Regions from separate parts of the Mus musculus genome. Here region 2 is linked to region 1. Evidence: chromatin loops called from intact Hi-C (ENCODE). Cell type or tissue: left cerebral cortex. All regions are shown on one strand.

Region 1 (2,500 bases):
AGCTGAACAATACGTCAAATGTTCTTCTTCCTCAGTGGGTGATGGCTTCCTTACACCCTCTGCTTCTTGAATTTGGGTACCAGTGAGCCTTATGTGGACTAGATACTTAGCACACAATGTCTGTGGGCTCAAAGAGGATCCTAAAACAAGGTACACAGATGTATTCAAAATGTGCATGTATGAATTAACGAGTGCATCTGTAGATGCATTGAATATGCCCAGAAAGGAACTTATGAATCAAATAATGGGGTTGTTCCAAAGAGAAACATTGAGTGACTATGAGACAGAGGAGGAAAAAAAATGTGTTTCTCTGGGGATCTTTATAAATTTTGCATCTCATACATTTTACATTATAAACATATAGCACCTTTCAAAATATTTCAACAAGATGAAGAGGGCATGAGTATTCACATTTTACAAATGAGACATGTTCTAGTTTCACTTCTGTTGCTGTGATAAAACATCTTGACCAAAAGCCATATATGGAAAAAGGGGATTATTTGGCTTCTAAAACTGGGTTCTAATGCACCAGGCAGGGAAGTCACAGAGACAGGAGTTGGAGAGAGTTGGTTGTACCATATCCAGTCAGGAGGAGAGAAAAATGAATAGACCAGTGTTGCCTACCTCCTTGCTTAGTACCCCAATAGCCATCTCTGCTGTTACCCAGTTCAGCACTCTAAAGGAGGATATGCTGGGTCATCCTACATCAACTACTAACAATTGAGATAATCACCCAGAACTTACTCACAGGTCACCCTGACCTAGTTAATTCCCCACTAAGATTCTCTTCCCAGGTGATTCTCGGTTGTGACAAGTTGACATTTAAAATTAACCATCCCAAGGAGGTTGAGTATGTTAACTTTCCTATGCAAAGCCTCAAAATGATTATTCTTAGAAAAAATGTCAGTGCTGAGAATTGAGCGGATGTCTGTGTAACTCTCAAACTTAAAAGGAAAGAAAACTCTTGCTATATAATTATTTCTCAAAGTTTTTCTGAAGTGGGTAACTGTGCATTTATTAGGCTTACTCCTCAGAACACAGGCAGACATTTTCATGAATAATGTCTCCATTAGCTTGGCCATCAGGTTCCTATTTGCCAGGGGTTCTGTTTGATGGGCTGTATAGAGGCCATTACACAGGCTAGTTTTCATTGATCTCCAAGCTGGGTGTGGATTTATAAAAGCACGTGAGTTACCACAGCACATGAAATCATACACTAAAGAGAAGCTGAGACATCTAATTTACCAGCACTTTCTTTTTTATTGTCTTTGCCCATTAAAACCACTAATGATATTGTCCACCAATAGTTATCATTTGTATCTTCTGGGAATGAGACTTGACTGAAAGCTCATTTTGACTCAGGGAATTGCTACAGCCTCCATTTTGCTGACAGTGGAAAATGAGCATCCAACTCAGAAGTAAAATGTTAGTAAGTTAGAAAGTCCTCTGAGTTTATGAACTGATTCTTGCACTGAATATCCATGTGATCCATCCTTCCCAGGAGCACTCTAGCAGGAGAGGGTTGTCTGGGAAATCAGCTAAGCTTAACAGATGGAAGGCAGTTTCTCCCGAGAATGTCTGTGTTGCTGTAGGGCAAGCATTTACAAAGGCTGTAAACTTGCCTGTATGTTGTTGCTGATAGGTTTTTACTAGACCATCTCTCACCACTTGTAGCTGTCCTTTGTTCATTTTAGATTTAAGGCATAAAGATTCTTGCATCATTTTTTGTTTCACTTCTTCTTTAGAGAGGAGAATGGTACCAAGAAAAAAGCTGTATGCTGAAAATTAAGCCACTGGTATTTGAGTTCTTTCTCTCCATCCCAGCAGATATGTCCCTATGCCATTTCTTCTCCCTGGATTTCAGTTTCCAAGGTCAGAGTCAAGCCATGCATCTTCTAAGGTCTCTTCTATACCTCACGTGAAGTGATAATTACCCTATTCTCATCCAGGAGTCAAGAATTATTAAATGTATTTCACACTCGAGACACTTCTACATAAAATCACCCAATTATTTAAAACTGTGATCTGGGATTTTGTTACTCTGATATAAGTATACTGTACAGGGCTTTAAGGCAAACTCCTCCATCTTCAGGAGTTCAGCAGTGTCTGTTTGGAAAAGATCATAGATTGTTGACTACTGACCTTCCTGGAGGAGGAGAGATGGTCATGGAAGTAACATGCTACTCCTTCCACCCAGTTGTATGCAATTCTGTCCTAACTGCACATGCATCCAAGAGGACATAGAATTGTAAGAAGAGTCCATCTATGTGGCATGGGGAAGTAGTCATCTATTCTATATACAGACCTTCCAAGTATGGATGTTTTAAAGCCTTCTGTTCTGTTACATATAACCCCTCATCCATTACTTTGTAAGCCCAATAAACTCCACTGTATTATGGTGGACCTGTACCTTGGTTTGCTGTTTGGACAATAGGAGAAAACGATAATAGTTTTTGTTTGTTTATTTGGTATGTGTGTGTATGTGTGTGTGTGTGTGTCA
Region 2 (2,500 bases), 77 kb after region 1:
CCTCATGTCTGGATACCCAAAGTTGGTGGCATTTACATGAATCCTGAATATTTAGGTATGCTCAATATTTTGACATGGCAATATGACATCATCATTTACAAAATCCATTCACAAGACCCTCTCCATTGAGTTACAGGAGCAAGAGAATAAGGCAGCCACTCCACAGCTCGCGCTCGCTCTCTCTCTCTCTCTCTCTCTCTCTCTCTCTCTCTCTCTCTCTCTCTCTCTCTCTCTGTGTGTGTGTGTGTGTGTGTGTGTGTGTGTGTGTGTGTGTGTGTGTGTGTGTGCAGTAGTAGTAGTAGTAGAAGACATTAGATCCTTTTGAGCTAAAGGTGCACATCTTTGTGAGCTACCCAACATGGGACCCAGAAAGCTTACCTAGAATCTTTAGAAGCACAGCAAACACGTATCTTCTGAGATAGCTCTCTAGTCCCAACCTTGTGCTTTAGTAAACTATTATTTTGTATTGGCTTCATTCATAGCTATCCTGGGGTACATGTTGTCCATGGCCTCCAGGCTAGATATGCCTGCTGGAACATCTATATTAAAATGTCCTCACAAAATAAAAGAGAAGGGCTTAGACTCTTAAAAGGAAGAAAAGTTTGCATTTTTTTCCTCATGCCTTCTTGCCTCTTAGTTACTGGGAATCCTTTCATTCTTTCCCAAACTTTCAGTCATGTATATTAGATATCAACATGAGGGTACATGATCTGTCATGAAAAAAAAAAAGCATCTTGGAGCCCCCAAATAAACCTCCTTTAGGATGAATTCAATATTGAAGATATCAGGATGAACTATAGAAACAATTCTTTCTGGGGGTAAGAGTGGAATTGAGTCTTTTTTTTTTTTTTTGAGAATCATATGCCTACAAACTACTCTCACACTCTGCTGGTTATGTGAATATTTTTTGTATGTGCTTAAAATCTGTTTTTGAGCAAGAAGAGTACATTCTGTGTCTAGCTGGTATAATTTTTCCAACTGCAGTATGCATAGGAGGTTGGAACATTTTTTTTTTATTTCTGGACTTTGTGAACCTTAGCACATATTTGCATATTGAATCTCTATAATCGTCATCTAAATATGTCAATTTTATTAATAAACTTAACACAATTTCAACCACGGCCTTGTCAAACTCTCTCCCAATCTTTTCACCTCCATACCTTATTATAGTAACCTTTGGCTGTACTCACAACTTTTCTAGCATATTTGGGAATGTACTACTTAGAATTTATATAACAAGAAACCTACATACAAAGAATTTAGCTAAAGTTTAGCTGCAAATGTGAACAAAATTAAGCCATTCTGTCAATATAATTACACTTTGAAGTGTTGATTTTCTCTGTGGTTTTGTCCATGCAATGCTCAGCAATTCTATGCATCTGTTCAGTTCAATTAAACCCCTAATAAATTCAACCAAGAGAAACAGTAAAACCACTTATCTGACTGGATTGATCAGCCAGTTCAATTGAAATACCTCATCTACCACATTACTTGGGGTGAAGTGAGTTGGACATTTTTTTTCTCTGATGAAAAAGAAAGGAAGAAGACTTTACAGAATTGACATCAACAAATTCCTTCACATTCTGAAGATGTGCCTCATTCTGTATTAGACTGCTAGCACCATGCTTGATCCGTGTGAAGTAAAATTGAAAGTTTATAAAGTTCAGAGGAGCTAAAGTGAATATACTTGAAGGTCAAATGGATAGGAGCTTTCTAGAATGGTTGGAAGGATAGTGTTGGCTCAGTTAAGAGAGCTGGAGATGTAGAGCTTCCTTTTATGAAGGAGAAGGACTTGCTGTGGTCAGGAGTACCAAAGGTTTCATCAGGAGAATCCCAGCGAAGATGAATTTGGAATGCGCTGGGGAAAATGCAGAAATCAGAGAAATAATTGTAAAACTTTTGCTTATGCGATGCTACAAAATTCACAGCAGGAATGGAATTCCTGTTATGACAAGGCAGAAAGTTATACAAGAGATTGGGTTCATCTGTTTATCAATGAAAGATGTTTTGGATACCATAAACTTCACAAAGTCCCACTCATGGGTTGTTTCATGGTGTATCCAGGATCTTCTTAGTTTGTGTCCTCTGTATCTTTGTTTTTCCTTTTGGCTTTCTTCTAGTACCAAGCCTCACCTTCGCTAGAGTTACCTGAGGATCATTTTGTACACACTCCTCTCATCATTCTCTCTGCTATATCCAGTTTTTTTTTAAGTTATTTTGTTGTTTATTAGAACACAAAAGTTATTCCCGTTGGATTCTAAACCCAATCCCTTATCTATTCGTTCTCTTTCTCCTTTGTAAAGATTGTCATAGCTGCTTTCATGGACCAAGGCATAATCAGAACAGCCTGTGAAAGACATGGTGGATTTGTGTGAAGGAAAAAGAAAAGATAGATAAAGTACTAAAATTAAGAATAAATTTTTAATATCACAGACTCAGGGCATAACTCTTAGGAATTTTTTGTACCAGACTTGAATGTCACTCTGTTTTCCCCTCTTCC

What was found. Peaks named below come from ENCODE experiments on the same cell type or tissue, not always from the same donor. Only the 100,000 strongest peaks of a DNase experiment are listed, where the experiment ranks them.
Region 2: a loop joins it to region 1, with 2.9 times the contacts of the local background. A loop is called at or near these places in 2 of 42 quality-filtered maps.

What each region holds. Positions count from the first base shown.
Region 1 is chr6:107,241,674-107,244,173 of GRCm38, reverse strand. No RefSeq gene overlaps it. Among named protein-coding and RNA genes, the nearest start is that of Gm34933, 48 kb to the right of the region's middle. In left cerebral cortex, no CTCF peak of the experiment used is centred here; DNase peaks (open chromatin) are centred at 427 and 1,536; H3K27ac peaks cover 536 bases.
Region 2 is chr6:107,164,840-107,167,339 of GRCm38, reverse strand. No RefSeq gene overlaps it. Among named protein-coding and RNA genes, the nearest start is that of Gm34933, 28 kb to the left of the region's middle. In left cerebral cortex, no CTCF peak of the experiment used is centred here; DNase peaks (open chromatin) are centred at 459 and 1,080; H3K27ac peaks cover 953 bases.